Linked DNA regions of Homo sapiens: all the other regions are linked to region 1. Evidence: read pairs that join two places in POLR2A ChIA-PET (ENCODE). Cell type or tissue: CD4-positive, alpha-beta T cell. All regions are shown on one strand. Each heading gives the region's core, and the rest is flanking DNA. Links, peaks and the distances in the headings are about the cores only. Region 1 overlaps ZNF213-AS1 (ZNF213 antisense RNA 1). Region 2 has its middle 9.3 kb from the start of IL32. Region 3 overlaps THOC6 (THO complex subunit 6).

Region 1 (5,284 bases), core at 1-5,000:
TACAGGCGTGAGCACCTGTGCCCGGCCACACCATTATTTTGAAGAGAAAATTTGATAAAAATAATTGGTCAGTTGTAAAGATGGTTAACTACCCAACTGGTAAGAGAGATTTCTAAGAGTTACAGAATAGCAACTGCAGGAAGGAACTTGTGCCCTTAGGACTGAGGAAGTAAAAAGGAGGGAAACTTGGAAACACGAAAGAGCCCTTCCCCTTTCAATTCAAGGTGGAGACTGGACCTCAGAAGAGGGAGTGGGTGCCCCGAGAACTCACAGCTAGCGGACAGTGGAAAGGGCAGGAGCCGGACCAAGGTGAGGACAGTGGAACTGAAGGCCGCTGGTTACCTCTCCTGCCCTCCGCTGGCCACAGTGGAGAAGACAGCCCCTCCCTCCTGCTCTGACCTGACAGTGTTCATCCATCGCCCTGTATTAGCGAAGAACAACATCAAGCTGGCTAGCAAGGAACTGTATACAGGGTCCAGCTGGGTATCACACTGGATCTCACCCAAAGCTTAGATGTGATCCAGCTCAGTATCACAAAGCAGAACGAAAAGGATGTGTTTGGGCTGAGAGGCCATACATTGGTAAGTGGCACATGAACTGTATTTTCTATTGAGCATTGCTGGTATATGGCAAATTTGCATAAAATTATATTGAAATTGACTACCGGATTGCACTTTCTTGTTCCTTCTGATAATTTTTCACGTGTTCTTTTTCTTTCTTACTTTAGATGGAGTCTTGCTCTGTCGCCCAGGCTGGAGTCCAGTGGCGCGATCTCGGTTCACTGCAAGCTCTGCCTCCCGAGTTCATGCCATTCTCCTGCCTCAGCCTCCTGAGTAGCTGGGACTACAGGCACCTGCCACCACGGCTGGCTAATTTTTTTTTTTTTTTTTTTGAAATGGAGTCTTGCTCTGTTGCCCAGGCTGGAGTGCAGTGGCGCGATCTCAGCTCACTGCAAACTCCGCCTCCCGAGTTCATGCCATTCTCTTGCCTCAGCCTCCCGAGTAGCTGGGACTACAGGAGCCCACCACCATGCCCGGCTAATTTTTTGTATTTTTAGTAGAGACGGGGTTTCACCATGTTAGCCAGCATGGTCTCTATCTCCTGACCTCGTGATCCACCTGCCTCGGCCTCTTTTTTATATTTTTAGTAGAGATTTCACTGTGTTAACCAGGATGGCCTCGCTCTCCTGACCTCATGATCTGCCCGCTTCAGCCTCCCAAAGTGCTGGGATTACAGGCGTGAGCCACCGCGCCCGGTTATTTGTTTATTTATTTATTTATTTTTTGAGACCGAGTCTTGCTCTGTAGCCCAGGCTGGAGTGCAGTGGCGCCATCTTGGCTCACTGCAACCTCCACCTCCCACATTGAAGCAGTTCTCCTGCCTCAGCCTCCCAAGTAACTGGGATTACAGGAGCACACCACCACATCTGGCTAATTTTTTGTATTTTTAGTAGAGATGGGGTTTCACCATGTTCGCTAGGCTGGTCTGAAACTCCTGACCTCATGATCCACCCGCCTTGGCCTCCCAAAGTGCTGGGATTACAGGCAATTCTGCTGCCTCAGCCTCCCAAGTAGCTGTGATTACAGGTGTGTGCCACCATGCCCGGCTAATTTTTGTATTTTTAGTAGAGACGAGGTTTTGCCATGTTGCCCAAGCTGGTCTCAAACTCCTGACCTCAAGTGATCTACCCGCCTTGGTCTCCTAAAGTGTTAAGATTACAGGCATGAGCCATCGGGACCGGCCCACTGTTTTTTCTCGCTAGAAAATACAGTCTAAAGTGGCCAGGTGCGGTGGCTCACGCCTGTAACCATCCTGGCTAACACGGTGAAACCCCAGCTCTACTAAAAATACAAAAAATAAGCCGGACGTGGTGGCAGGCACCTTGTCCCAGCTACTCGGCAGGCTGAGGCAGGAGAATGGCGTGAACCCAGGATGCGGAGGTTGCAGTGAGCTGAGAACACGCCACTGCACTCCAGTCTGGATGACAGAGCAATACTCCGTCTCACAAAAAAGAAAATATAGTCTATAAATAATGAAGAAAGTAAAGTGAACCTGGGAGGTGGAGGTTATAGTGAGCTGAGATCATGGCACTGCACTTCAGCCTGGGCAGCAGCAAGACTCCGTCTCAAAAAAAAAAAAAAAAAAGAAATATGCGAGCTGCTAAGCTAGGCAGTTCTGGCTCAAGATCTCTCATGATACTGCAGACACCACACCAACGAGGACCCCAGTCCTCTGGCACTGGAGGACCCACTTAGAAGGCGGATGACTCACGTGGCTCTTGGCAGGAGACCTCAGTTCCTCCCCACATAGGCCTCCCTATAGGACTGCTTGAGTGTCCCGTTTACCAAATGATCTAAATATGTTCCGGTTTTGATTGGCTGCTCTGCAATGTGGGCCGTTATCTAGCTGATTCGGTGGGGCCTGAAGTGTCAGTTCCTGCCGCAGGGATGTTATATGGAACCTTTGGCAGGCCGCTACAGACGAATCATAATATAAACCTGTGCTAGTTATTGATTACGTCCCAGCTCCTGCGTTGCCTGCTCTGTGAAATGGTTCTGGCCCTTTAGTTTTTCCTTTACCAGCTGGCATGATCTTAAGCTTTGTCAGTAGAGGGCGCTGGAGAGACATTGCAGGAGACGAGTTTCCCTTCCTGCTTCTGGTGTGTTCTCTCTAGGCTCCGGCATGACGGGTGACTTCTTCCGAGTCTGGCTTCTGCAGCACACAGGGCTTCGCCAGCACCCAGCTCCTGCAGCATGGGCAGCTCCTGTGACAGCAGGCGCCCGCAGCCTGCAAAGCGTCTCCAGTGCCGCCGCCTCAGTGAACCTCAACCAGCGGCACCTAGCAGCTTTCTCTGCCACCCTCTTCAGGTAGTTCTGTAGCAGCGCGTTTCTCATGAGACACTTCCCTGTGAGCAGCTTTTTCTACCCTTGAGGATGGATTTCCAGCAAATTCTGCCCATGTGGTACCACAGCCACTTCTCTGCCATTCAGTGAAACTGCCGTTGTGCCCTCTTCAAGGTCTGGATCTAAGCCCAGGGACCAGGAAACCTCTTGCTTGAGTGCTGGAACTCAGGCCAGAAGGTATGGCTGCTGCTATGTGCTGTGACCAGAGAATCAGAGTTCTCTTTACTTCTTACCAGCCAACCTCTTGAAAATGCCTTTTTGTTTTTTGTTTTTTTTTGAGACGGAGTCTCGCTCTGTTGCCCAGGCAGTGCAGTGGCTCACTGCAACCTCCGCCTCCTGAGTTCAAGTGATTCTCCTGCCTCAGCCTCACAAGTAGGTGGGATTACAGGCATGTGCCACCACGCCCAGCTAATTTTGTATTTTTAGTAGTGACGGGGTTTCTCCATGTTGGTCAGGTTGGTCTCAAACTCTCGACCTCAGGTGATCCACCTGTCTCAGCCTCCCAAAGTGCTGGGATTACAGACGTTAGCCAGAGCGCCCAGTCTAAGCCCTTTATAGCTTAATTCTATATATTAAATTTTCCCAGTTCAAATTACTGTGTGCTTCCCTTCTCCTGATTGGACCTTGCTTGATACAAAATTAGTACAAGGAGTGGTCTCAAGAGATAGATGCACAAAGAAGGGATATGGGGACGGATTTGGGTATTTGGGCTTGAGTGCAGACTGAGCTCCTTGACAATGAGAAATAGGATATGTATTAGGGTTCTCCAGAAACAGAATAACAGAATCTATATATACATGTGTATGTGTGTGTATATATATATATATAGAGAGAGAGAGAGAGAGCTTTTATGTGTGTGTATATGTATATATATAAACACACACACACTAAGGTATTGCCTCACATGATTATGGCAGTCGAGAAGCCCCACAATCTGCTATCTGCAAGCTGGAGACCCAAGGTCAGTGGTGCAGCATTTTTTTTTCAGATGGGGTCTCCCTCTGTTGCCCAGGCTGGACTGCAGTGGCACAATCACAGCTCACTGCAGCCTTGACTTCCCCAGCTCAAGCAAGCTTCCCATCTCAGCCTCCTGAACAGCTGGGACTACAGGTGGACACCACCATACCCAGCTAATTTGTTCTATATATATATTTTTATATAGAGATGGCCTCTCCCTGTATGTCCTAGGCTGATCTCGAACTCCCCTGGGCTCAAGCTATCCGCCTGCCTCCGCCTCCTAACAGTTTTGTAATTTTAAGGCCTGAGAGCCAAAGGCCAATGGTGTAGATTCCAATTCAAGACTCAAGGCCTGAGAATCAGGAGCACAAGACCAGGAGATCAATGTCCCAGTACCCAGGTCTCAAGTACTCAGGCACAGAGAGAATTCAGCCTTCCTCTGCCTTGCTGTTCTGTTTAATTCCATACGGATGGATGATGCCCACCCGTGGTGAGGGCCGTCTGCTTTACTCACTCAGCCAATTCAAACGTTAATCTCTTCTTGAGAAGCCCTCACAGACACACCCAGAAAGAATGTTTAAGCAGCTGTCTGGGCATGCCTTGGCCCAGTATAGTTTAACATGAAATTAACCATCACAGGGTGCTGGTTATCCACGGCTTGCAGCGATATCACAATTAATCAAGCAGCCACCTGCAGGTGATGATGAAGTGCCAATGAAAGCATGTACCTGGTGGGAACAAGTAGCTGCTGCACTCAGCCATTATGGTGTCCACAGATGTATAATGATGATTATACAACCATGGTATGGGATACATTATTTTTAGTGCACTTGAGCATTTACAGTGAGAAAATGACAAGCCCAAGTCCCTTAGCTCAGTTCAAGTCATGGTCTGAGAACCTGAGAACTTCTGTGATAGCTTAGAAGCAGCTCTTATAGCCACAATACTGTCACTGAAAATCAAACACAAAACTTAACTGTAGAGTCGCTGAATAATAATGACAGCTAAATTCCCAGGCCCAACAAATCTCACGTGAAGGTTACTGCGCTGATTGGTAAAGAAGGTGATCCTGGCCAGGCACAGTGGTGCAGTCCTGTAATCCCAGTTACTCGGGAGGCTGAGGCAGGAGAATCGCTTGAACCTGGGAGGTGAGGTTGCAGGGGGCCGAGATGGCGCCACTGCACTTCCAGACTGGGCGACAGAGCGAGACTCTATCAAAAAAACAAAACAAAACGAAAAAACAGAAGGTGATCCTGAAATTCAAAGTGGGGATATATGTTTGGACCCAGATGAAATTGACAGTCTTGATTCCTTAGGTCACTCTGAGCCTCCTTTACCAGTAGAAGTAGTTTGCCCTCAGTATCTGAATAGAATAGCCTTTCTCTGCTTGAAAACCTTAGGATAACCTTCCCAGGGGCAGAAGA
Region 2 (5,498 bases), core at 156-5,155, 55 kb after region 1:
GGATTTGTAGAAACTATTAATAGCTCTTAATAAGATCAAAATTGGGGAAAGAATAAAGCATCTAGAAGGACACTCTACAAGCTTTTTGGATACAGTAAAATTAAAAGAAAAAATATTTAAAGCATCCCAGGCACACCTGACCTTAATACCAGCAACTGGAGTGCTTAAAGGAACTGCAGACAGATTTGCAGCTAGTAACCCATTAAAATGGATAAAAATACTTGGAAGCTCTGTAATTTCAATGATGTGATTGTGCTTTTAATCTGTGTTGTTTGTCTTTGTATAGTCTGCAGATGTGGATCCTAACTCCTGCGAGAAGTAACTCACAGTGACAAAGCTGCCTTTGCTTTTATCGAGTTGCAAATCAAAGAAGGGGGGACATGTTGGGAACAGGCCCCCCAAGATCTGGCCATAAACTGGCCCCAAAACTGGCTATAAACAAAATCTGCAGCACTGTGACACGTTCATGATGGCCGTGACGCCCACGCTGGAAGGTTGTGGGTTTACCGGAATGAGGGCAAGGGACACCTGGCCCACCCAGGGCGGAAAACCGCTTAAAGGCGTTCTTAAACCACAAACAATAGCCTGAGTGATCTGTGCCTTAAAGACACACTCCTGCTGCAGATAACTAACCAGACCCACCACTTTACTTCGGCCCATCCCTTCATTTCCCATAAGGGATACTTTTAGTTAATCTATTATCTATAGAAACAATGCTAATGACTGACTTACTATTAATAAATATGTGGGTAAACCTCTGTTGGGGCTCTCAGCTCTGAAGGCTGTCAGACCCCTGATTTCCCACTTCGCACCTCTGAATTTCTGTGTGTGTGTCTTTAATTCCTCTAGCGCCCCTGGTTTAAGATCTCCCTGACCGAGCTGGTCTCAGCAAGCAGAGGGTGCCCCTGCACCAGGAAAGGGGGGCACAGGAAGGCCCTGCAAGTGCAGCTGCAGCCAACAGGAACAGCAGGACACCTTCCAGAGGTGACCCCAGCCGCCTCTGCCCAGCACCCCCCTGCCCCAATCCTCCACGATCCCTTTCTCCAGTCACCCACTCAGCATGGCTGTGCTGGACACTGGGCCACAGGGCTGAAGCGACCCAGAGAACACATAGAGGAAGGGGCCACCTTACACACAGATGGGGACCCTCCTCTGGGAAGGGAGCACTTTTTGCACAGAAGTTTGAGGGGAAGGAGCTGGGTGTGGTGGCTCACTCCTGTAATCCTAGCACTTTGGGAGGCTCAGGTAGGAGTTTCACTTGAGCCCAGGAGCTCAAGACCAGCCTGGGCAACATAAGGAGAACCCCCTTCTCTACAAAAAAATTAAAAAATAGCCAGGAATGGTGGTGCACGCCTGTGGTCCCAGCTACTCAGGTTCCAAGCTGAGGCAGGGAGGCAGGAGGCTTGCTTGAGCTGGGGAGGTCGAGGCTGCAGTGACGCATGACCATGTCACTGAACTCCAGCCTGGACAACAGAACAAGGCCCCGTCTCAAAAAAAGAAAGAAAAGAAAAAGAAACTTGAACTTGAGGGGGCAGTGGGGCAGGGGCAGGAGCCTATAAGGTGCGTGCCATTCTCTGCTGGCAGCCCCAGCCCTGGCAGCGTACCCTCCTCCCAGCTCCAGTCTATGGTCAGCAACCCCCGCCCATCTCCCCCATCTGCTGGGGATGTAGGTCCATGTCCTTGACCCAAGACCTTCCCTCATTCCTGCCCCCATCCCTCCTCAAGCCATATCCCTTACATCCCTTGAGTCCTCCATCCCCCCTCCCCCATCTCCCTGTCCACAGCCTCTGCCCCTCCTCTCCCTACCCTGTACCACCCCCACCCCAGGTCTTCCTCCATCTCCTTGGGAACACAGAGCTCCTCTAGCAGGCACTCTCAGAACACAGCCTGCCGGCCCCAGCGCCAGGCCTGGCTCCCAGCCTGTTCCCACCACAGCAGCCTCTTCCCTCCGGATTCAGCTCAGGCGCCAGGACCGGCAGGACCGAGACGCTTCCCATGTCAGCCCTGGCCAAAGCCCAGCTCCTTATCCATCGGTGAGCTGCCTGCCAGCTCCTGCTCCAGCTGCTGAGAGGCCTGAAGAGACCAAGACAGAGACATAGCCCTGCAGCACCACAGGGAGGCCCCAATTACCCCATGCGGATGAGTTTCATGGCCATCTCTAACTAAGGTCAGCACTGCTCAGGGCAGGTTCATAGGTAACGACCTGGTGAACTGAAAAGCAAATTTCTCTCGGTCCCTAAAACCACTAGCTGAGCATCTAAGCATGAAACATGAGTCCTAAGAGGGGTAGCAAACACGTTTTCATTCACTTCTCACCAAACCTGTCCCCTATGTCCATTTTACAGAGGAGGAAACTGAGGCACAGAGACTTCAAGGTAGATGGCCAGGTACCCTGGCTCTGCCAGCCTGCCGTTCAGCAGGGGCTTCAATGGTCTTGCTCAAATCACATGTGCGCTGATGAATGTCCTTGTTGACTGTAGGTTCTCTTGTTGCTCTGAGTCCTTTTTCTGAGAAACTGAAGTTTGGTGTTTTGATCACGGCCATATCATTCATCTCTCACCTTCTATCCTGCCTTGCATGTCTTTAACCACACTGAGCTTCCGGGCCCTGCACCCCTTCCTGCACCCTTGTCACACCATGCATCTGGGGGAAGTTACACAACCACAGCTGTGCAGACCCAGCCTCACGAGATTCTCAGAGGGCAGTCCACAGGGGCCCCAGCACCTCCTATCATCCTTGCCCCAGGCTTTGGCAGGCAGCTCCTGCACACTCCCCTCAGCCCCATGCCAGGCCCACAGCCCCTCAAGCTTTCATCCAGCCCCGGCCCCCAACTTTCTTTTCTGTCTCTTTTTTTTTTTTTTTTTGAGACGGTGTCTTCCTCTGTCACCCAGGCTGGAGTGCAATGGCGTGATCTCAGCTCACTGCAACCTCTGCCTCCCAGGTTCAAGTGATTCTCCTGCCTCAGCCTCCTGAGTATCTGGGATTACAGGCGCCCCACCAACACACCCAGCTAATTTTTGCATTTTTAGTAGGGACGGGATTTCACCATGTTGGCCAGGCTGGTCTCGAACTCCTGACCTCAGGTGACCCCCCCGCCTCAGCCTCCCAAAATGCTGGGATTACAGGTGTGAGCCACCGCGCCCGGCCCTCAGCCCTAACTTTCAAATGACAATTGTGTTTCCTGTTTCATCAGGACAGGACATCGATGTCATCTGTAACTTCCAGTGCACTGGGACACACAGCTGTATCTCCCCATGCTCGCCTCCTGCCCCTCCCGGTGTGAGGACTTAGCCTGGATCACCTCCTCCAGGACAAGAACGACCTACCGGCATCTATCCATCCAATCTCCCCACCCATCCATCACTGCCTCTGTGCATGCATCCTTCCAACCATTCATACACGCCTCTGTGCATGCATCTGTCTGTCTGTCCCTGCCTCTGTGCCTGCATCTGTCCATCCATCCCTGCCTCTGTGCCAGTATCTGTCCATCTATCCCTGCCTCTGTGTATGCATCTGTCTGTCCATCCATCCCTGCCTCTGTGCCTGCATCTGTCCCTCCGTCCATCCCTGCCTCTGTGCATGCATCCTTCTGTACATCCCTGCCTCTGTGCATTCATCTGTCTGTCCATCCCTGCCTCTGTGCATGCATCTATCCATCCATTCATCCTTGCCTCTGCCCATGCATCCGTCCATACATCCCTGCCTCTGTGCATGCATCTGTCCATCCATCCATCCCTGCCCCTGTGCATCCATCTATCCATTCATCCCTGCCTCTGTGTAGGCACCTGTCCATCCATCCCTACCTGTTTGCACTCATCTGTCTCTCCATTCCTGCCTCTGTGCATGCATCTGTCCATCCATCCATCCCTGCCTCTGTGCATGCATCTGTCCATCTATCCATCCCTCTCTCTGTGCATGCCTCTGTCCATCTATCCATCCCTGCCTCTGTGCATGCATCTGTCATGCTATCCAACCCTGCCTCTGTGCATGCATCTGTCAGTCTATCCATCCTCCATCCCTTTCTTTGTATCAGCTTATCCTGTGCTGAGTGCTCACAACTCCTTCATCCTAAGACGCTCATTGGACCTATTCCCTCCCCCGACTCCACGCCGCTCTCTGCCCTCCCTTCCTGGTCAAGTTCTCCAGCCAGTGGTCTCAACTCAATCTTCTCTTCCTCCGCTCCTCTCATGCCTAAGCCCACTGCCGCCTAAATTCTTCCCCAACCCACTGGGCCTACCGGCACTAAAAAGGTCACTTTGTCCCTGGATGACCAAACACAGGCCAATGTAACTTACTGGGCTTGTTTTGCCCCAGCCACAGCTGACCACTTCCTCCTTCACTCTTGTTGTTGATCACCTTTGGGCTTAGTCTTTCTCCATCTCTGTTGAGTCCTTCTCCCCTGCCACCTACTCCTTCATGCTGGGGTTCTCTGTAGCTCTGTACCTGACAGTCACGTTCCACCCTTTCCTCCCAGAAGCTCGCCAACCCCCGTGGACTGCTGGCTCTCAAGGCGGCCACTAGCCCAGCTCCGACAGCAGCTGACAATGCACAGTATGCGGCCCAGGGCAGGCCCTGTGCTGAGAGGCATGGGTGAATGGCTCATTTCATCGGCAAGCCCCCGCCACCAGCAGGCGCCGTTCTCCTCGCATTTCTCAGGGGAGGAACCTGAGACAATGAGGTTAAGGAAGTTGTTCATTACAAGTGGAAGAACCCTGACTTACTTGAATTCAACTTTGAAGCCCACATTCTCTTTTTCTGTGTGTGTGACAGGGTCTCACTTTGTCACCCAGGCCGCAGTGCAGTGGTGTGAACACAGCTCATTGCAGTCTCAACCTCCCTGACTCAAGCAATCCTCCTGCCTTAGCCTCCTGAGTAGCTGGGACTACAAGCATGTGCCACCACGCCCATCCGAAGCCCATATGTGAATGTTGAGGCACACAGCCTCCCCAGCCTCTGCCTTACCAAGCCCTCCACAGGGCCTAGGCACCCTCCCTGGCTGCCCCCTTCCCCCGTCACTCAGGCTCCCCAGCAGCCAATGTAGTTAATATGGGGCTGCAAAGAGCTGGGCCTGGCCTCAGGCGGGACGGCCTCCCCGGCATTGCCATCCCTGCTGCAGAGCTCCCATGCGATCAGCCTCCTCTCCAGCTGAGACCACATCCTCACTCAGCTTCTAGGCTGTTCCTGCTCCCCATTCCCCTCAGCACATGGCCCCTGAGAAACTGCTTGCACAAGAATTTCCCTCTGGAGCCCCACCTCTGGGGAACCTGACCTCAGACAGAGGAGACCAAGCTCTAGGGCAGGATCCTCCACCTCCCTTGCCCCACCCGTGTGGCCAGCCCAGAGCGCTGCAGACTCCCGCCCAGACCTGTACTCATGCCTGCCTTCTGCCAGCCTGCTCCTCCTCCTCCCACTCTCACACCTGCATTAACAGCACCAGGACACCATCCTCCAAGGGCCCCAGCCTCATCTCCCCTGTCACCAGGATCCAGCCAGATCTC
Region 3 (5,498 bases), core at 223-5,222, 100 kb after region 1:
GCCCTGACCCCAGGGCCCTGGACAAGGTTGGGGAGGATGCCTGGGTCCCCAGCGGGGAGTAGGTGCATTGGGCTTGGTGCTGAGGCTCCTCTGTCCCTCTTTCCACCTCCCCAGGCCTCCCAGACTGAGCAGGAACTTCAGAGGGAACTGGACGCCCTTCGGGGACAGTGCCAGGCTCAGGCACTGGCTGGAGCAGAGCTGAGGACGCGGCTGGAGAGTCTGCAGGGGGAAGTGAGTGTCAGCTGGGGCTGGGGGATTATCTGAGCCAAAAAAGCCGGGCTGAGGGCTGGGAGGGGCTGCCCCTGTCCCCAGCTCTCAGGCCTTTCCCCAGAACCAGATGCTGCAGAGCCGCCGGCAGGACCTGGAGGCCCAGATCCGAGGCCTGCGTGAGGAGGTGGAGAAGGGTGAGGGCAGACTGCAGACCACCCACGAGGAGTTGCTGCTGCTGAGGCGGGAGCGGCGGGAGCACAGCCTGGAGGTGACCTGCAGGGCTGGGGGACTACAACTGCCTGGACCCTTAGCAATGGCTTCAGGGCTTTCTGGGAGATGAGGCCGGAGCTGGATCACTGGGAGGCCCAGAGGCTGGCCCACAAGAGCATGGGCATTAGCCCATGGGCAAATGGGAGCCACGGAAGGCTGTTGAGCAGGTGAGGCATGCTCTTAGAGTGCATCAGAGCCTGGCAGCTGGAAGAGCAGGGAGGGGGCTGGTGCCAGAGCTCAGGCCAGGAATGACAGCCCCTAGACCACGGCTGCGCAATGGAGACGGAGAAAAAGAAATGAAAAGAGGATGCGGTGTCTGATGTTAGAGATCAAAGGAGTCTGCACTTTGGGGTCAGCTTGCCTTCCTTCGCATCCCGGTGCCCCTTCTTACTTACTACTGTGGGACAAGCAGCCTCAGTAGCACCAATAAATGCTGCATGAAACAATTACTGAATGAGGAGGTAGACTGGGCAGGGGAGGAGATGGGGCTCTTCGAGGTGCGGCCCTGCTCTATAGGCGAGGAAACTGTATATATCCGCTGAGGGAGGTGCACGGCCCAAGGCGCCCAGCGATCCAGGAACGGGAACAGCCTGGGCCGCTGGGGTGCGGGGCTCTCCGCGGCACCCCCGTGTGGACCTGCCGCGGGATGTCGGCGTTGCGTGCGTCCCGCTGACCGCCCGCGCTTCCGTCTGCGGGACCGTCCACAGCTGGAACGCGCACGGTCAGAGGCTGGGGAGGCGCTGAGTGCGCTGCGGAGGCTGCAGCGGCGCGTCTCCGAGCTGGAGGAGGAGTCACGCCTCCAGGACGCCGACGTGTCGGCTGCCTCGTTGCAGTCAGAACTGGCCCACAGCCTCGACGACGGCGACCAGGGCCAGGGCGCCGACGCACCCGGAGACACCCCGGTGAGCTCGTGGGGCCCCAGCCCCCTTACCTGTGCCATCGAGAGGGTTGCAGGCTCCGCCTTTCCTCCTTTCCCCAATAAACTCCACACCACTAACCCATTTCTTTGGCCCACAGACCACCCGGTCCCCAAAGACCCGAAAGGCGTCCAGCCCCCAGCCTTCACCCCCGGAAGAGATCTTAGAGCCCCCCAAGAAGCGAACATCCCTCAGTCCAGCGGAGATACTGGAGGAGAAGGAGGTGGAAGTGGCCAAGCTGCAAGATGAGGTGGGGCAGAGGGCACGGTGCTGGATGCACGGCCCCTCCAGCTGTCAGTTTCTGTCTCCCATGTCCACCTCCCAGCCTTTGCCCACTAAGCTCCCTATACCTGGATCGGCTTTCATCTCAACAAACTTACTTCAAGAGCCAGCCTGTATGCCACCTCCTCCAGGAAGACTTCCTGGACAGCACCTCTGCCCTTAGTTCCACTCCCAATGCTTCTCCCTGCATCCCTCCTGCAGGGTTATACCACTCCAACTAACCCTGCTCCACCCCACCCCGCACCAGCCTGAGGGGCTCAGAGGGCTCATATCGGAGTCTCCAGCACAGGGCCACGGCTGCCTGGGGTGTCTGTCGCAGGCAGAGGAGGGGTGGGGAGAGCCAGAGTCGGGGCTGCTGGGAGAAGCAGGGAGGCCCATTGGCCCATCTGCCGCACGGCCCCCCTCCTCTGCTCACAGATCTCGCTGCAGCAGGCAGAGCTGCAGTCCCTGCGGGAAGAGCTGCAGAGGCAGAAGGAGCTGCGGGCGCAGGAAGACCCTGGGGAGGCCCTGCACAGTGCCCTCTCAGACCGGGACGAGGCCGTGAACAAGTAAGCCTCAAGCCATTGACCACCGCCCCAGCGCCCTCTGGGCCCTCCTGGGCTCCTGATTCCTCTTCTGATACGGGTTATAATGATCCCCACTCCCACCCAGGGGCCCCCTGACCTCCTTGATCTAGGTGTTTGCAGCCCTCCTCCCGCCCGGGTACAGAAGTCCCCCGCCACCCCGGCTCCCTGAGGCCCTAGCGCCCTCAAACGCGTCTTCTGCTCCTGCCCGCCTAGGGCCCTGGAGCTGTCCCTGCAGCTCAACCGCGTCTCGCTGGAGCGAGACTCCCTGTCTCGGGAGCTGCTGCGCGCCATCCGCCAGAAGGTGGCGCTCACGCAGGAGCTGGAGGCCTGGCAGGTGAGGGGCGGGGCCCGTGTGCGGGGCGGGGCAAGGGGCGGGACCGGCGCTGAGCCGACCACGGCCTCCCGCAGGACGACATGCAGGTGGTGATCGGGCAGCAGCTGCGCTCACAGCGCCAGAAGGAGCTGAGCGCCTCCGCGTCGTCGTCGACCCCGCGCCGTGCCGCGCCCCGCTTCTCGCTGCGCCTGGGCCCCGGGCCCGCCGGTGGCTTTCTCAGTAACCTCTTCCGAAGGACCTGACGGCTGGGCCCAGAGGGCTGCCCTTGCCCACTTAGGGGCTCACTTTCCTCTTCAGGCCAATGGAGCGACAGGGCCCAGATTGTCTTCCAAAAGAAGCTGATGCCCTCCCCGCCCCAGGATGCTGGGCAAGGGCTCATCGGGAGCAGGGGCTCATCCGGAGCAGGGGCCAGCTTTGTGGGGCAGGAGCTCCAGGTGGGTGGCAGGGGCAGGTGAACAGAGCTATTTTCCGAATTAATATACGTCTATCTTTTCTAGGGCAGGGATGGGGCTGGGTATTTATGTATCAAGATCGGACAGAGTAATATATAAATCACTCCACCGATTTGGCCCCCATTCATAGAAAGAAAGAGCATGGTAAAAAAGCCTGAAACTTTATTGTAAAAAAAAAAAAAAAAAGAAAATGAAAAACACTCTAAAACCCTGAGCTGGCTGGGGGTGTCGTCAGAGATCAGAAGGACAGGGAGAAGGCTCGGTAACCCAGGTTGGTGAAGACATCCACCCGGCAGCTGTTGCCTGCAGCTGTCAGGACCTGGAGGAAAGAGGGGCATGACTGGCCTGCCCACACCCCTGCCTCCCAGCCGCTCCGCGGCCCCTGCCGGACCCACCTTGCACTCAGGCGCGGCAGGCTGCTGGTTGAGGCTGAGGCTGAGCAGCCCTGGGGAGGAGCCAGGCACCTGGGCCTTCAGCTCCCCGCTCAGCTGCCACTGGTTGACGCAGCGGCCCTGGCCAGCTGACAGAATCTGCAGAGGACAGGGAAGGTGCTCAGGGGTCAGGACTGAAGGGAAGAGTCAGTGGGGGTGGCAGAAGTGAGACACAGGGCCTCACCAGGTCCTGGTAGAAGGTGACGTGCTTCTGTGGCGCCCGGATGGGGAAGATGGTGGTGGGTGTGGAGGATCGGAGGTGCCAGAGGGTGAGGGCTGGGCCCCCTCCACAGACCTGGACAGAAAGGTGGGAGTCCCCAGCTGTGAACCACAGGCCCACAGCTGACAGGGCCCGGAGCTGCCATCCCATCCCACAGTCTGCCCAGCTCACCATCCAGTCGGAATCAGTTGCCAAACATCCAATCCAGCGCCCATTGTGGGGCCTCGAGCACTCCTGGGATGGGGAGGGGAGGAGGGAAAGAGGTGAAGACCTGGAGAATTCAAGGAGTTGGGGGAGAAGAGGACAATGGCCACGGTCACACCCTCACCTCGTGCTTATAGACCTCGATCGTCTGGACCTCCTTGGCTGTGCGCAGGTCTGCGGGGAAAGAACTGTGAGTGGTGCCCCACTTGCCTCAGCCTCCTTCACTGCCATCTTGCCCTCCAACCAGCCACCTGCTTACCCCAAAGTCGAACAGCTCCATCCTCGCCACCTGACAGCACCTCTGGGCTCCTTTCCCGCAGTGCCAGGCAGTGGATGTAGTCTGTGTGGCCCCGGAGGACCCTCTGCATGTAGAGGGGCGATGTCAGGAGGAGACCTAGGAAGAGTGCCTCTCCCTGACCTAGACCTGCTCTAGGGCTCCAGGACCCTGCTCACCGTGAAAGTCCCAGTTTCAAGGTCCATAGTGTGCAACTGACAGTCTCCCCCAGCCAGGATGAGGGAATTCTCCTGTGGAGGAGCAGGATGAGGCAGAAAGTCAATGTCAAATCAGGATAGGCAGAGGGTGAAGGATCAAAGTTTGGACCAAGAACAGTCACATGGGGCTCAGACCTTGGGGACCAGCAGCAAAGCGTTGATCTCAGGCACTTCCAGGCTGGTCCTGGGGAAGGAAAGGCAAGGTCAGTGAGGAAGTGGCTTCACCCTGATGCACCCTCTATCCACGTGGCCCTGCTCACCTGTATGGAGGCTGACGACGCCACAGCTCCTTACAGCCCTTCAAAAGAGAAAATACCAGGTGACCTCAAAGGCTCTCTCTGGGTCCAGGCACCCCAGCCCTTTCCCAAGCTCGACTCCTTACCTTCTTGAGCATCTCCGCCCAAAGCCAGGCCTTCACCTCCCCATCCCCAGCACTAAGCAGATGTCGATCGGTGGAAACCATGCTATAGACGGGCCCATCATGGGCTAAAGAGAAATGCAGAACTGAGTGAGCCAATCCCACCCAAAGTCCTGAAGCCAGACTCCACAGGTATACCCACCTTGGAAAGTCACCACCGGCTTCTTACTTTCCTCTTTGGCTTCTGAGCTCAAAGCAGAGGACAAGCTGCAGGGACAGCGGAGGGGACCCAGGAGTCAGAAACGGGGGCATCCGTCCCATGAGGGCCAAGTGCCAGGGCTAATGGGTGGACAGCGGCAGAGGGTACCTGAAGATGGCAATCTGCCCGTAATTGTTGCCAGCCGCCAGAAACTTCCCACATGGTGAGACGCTCTGGGAGAAGATGGTCATATGGAGCCGCTGCAAGGCCTGGAACACCTCTGTCTGCAGGGAAAGACTGGATGAGGCCTGCCTGGGACGTATGAAACCTCCCATCCACAGATTCCTCCCTGCTTCCCCCAAAACCTGCCAGGCCTCCCACTGTCCTGACTTCTCAGCCTTCTTTTGAGGCGGCCCCGCCCCAAGCCAGCACCTGCCCATGCAGTCCCATGGGTGGCTCCAAGAAGACACTGAAGAAGGGGAGAGTTGAGGTGATGCCTCAGGGACCTCTGAGCAAGCACCCAGGCCTCTCCTGCCAGCTTCCTCAACTGACAAATGGAGCTC

Evidence for each region. ChIA-PET counts read pairs that join two places held together with the same protein. Peaks named below come from ENCODE experiments on the same cell type or tissue, not always from the same donor. Only the 100,000 strongest peaks of a DNase experiment are listed, where the experiment ranks them.
Region 2: POLR2A ChIA-PET joins it to region 1 with 70 read pairs; 16 of 35 experiments call an interaction of 5 or more read pairs at or near these places.
Region 3: POLR2A ChIA-PET joins it to region 1 with 12 read pairs; 26 of 35 experiments call an interaction of 5 or more read pairs at or near these places.

What each region holds. Positions count from the first base shown.
Region 1 is chr16:3,127,044-3,132,327 of GRCh38, reverse strand. It overlaps ZNF213-AS1 (ZNF213 antisense RNA 1), which reads left to right. Exons shown (of 6, transcript NR_110900.1): 3 at 225-309; 4 at 2,675-2,867; 5 at 3,018-3,080. Among named protein-coding and RNA genes, the nearest start is that of ZNF213-AS1, 5.2 kb to the left of the region's middle. RefSeq lists silencers at 2,586-2,880, 2,632-2,889 and enhancers at 2,729-2,948, 4,086-4,636. In CD4-positive, alpha-beta T cell, for the core only: CTCF peaks have their summits at 144, 367 (motif pointing left) and 2,615 (motif pointing right); DNase peaks (open chromatin) are centred at 357 and 2,647; H3K4me3 peaks cover 1,268 bases; H3K27ac peaks cover 608 bases.
Region 2 is chr16:3,072,232-3,077,729 of GRCh38, reverse strand. It overlaps the pseudogene LOC107984896. Among named protein-coding and RNA genes, the nearest start is that of IL32, 9.3 kb to the right of the region's middle. RefSeq lists silencers at 482-641, 3,029-3,212 and enhancers at 1,002-1,051, 2,399-2,448, 2,569-2,658, 2,729-2,848. In CD4-positive, alpha-beta T cell, for the core only: no CTCF peak of the experiment used is centred there; DNase peaks (open chromatin) are centred at 499, 2,129, 2,629, 4,649 and 1 weaker place; H3K4me3 peaks cover 3,516 bases; H3K27ac peaks cover 3,316 bases.
Region 3 is chr16:3,025,429-3,030,926 of GRCh38, reverse strand. THOC6 (THO complex subunit 6) reads right to left here. Exons shown (of 13, transcript NM_024339.5): 2 at 5,104-5,219; 3 at 4,939-5,003; 4 at 4,761-4,864; 5 at 4,639-4,676; 6 at 4,514-4,562; 7 at 4,340-4,411; 8 at 4,146-4,248; 9 at 4,011-4,060; 10 at 3,854-3,916; 11 at 3,647-3,757; 12 at 3,427-3,561; 13 at 3,177-3,350. The coding sequence ends at 3,270. BICDL2 (BICD family like cargo adaptor 2) reads left to right here. Exons shown (of 10, transcript NM_001369667.1): 4 at 115-231; 5 at 332-478; 6 at 1,188-1,382; 7 at 1,498-1,647; 8 at 2,097-2,227; 9 at 2,459-2,579; 10 at 2,654-3,245. The coding sequence ends at 2,821. Among named protein-coding and RNA genes, the nearest start is that of THOC6, 4.1 kb to the right of the region's middle. RefSeq lists enhancers at 765-1,569, 3,182-3,988 and a silencer at 2,594-2,653. In CD4-positive, alpha-beta T cell, for the core only: CTCF peaks have their summits at 2,262 and 2,515 (motif pointing right); DNase peaks (open chromatin) are centred at 1,246, 2,556, 3,376, 4,696 and 2 weaker places; H3K4me3 peaks cover 797 bases; H3K27me3 peaks cover 1,658 bases.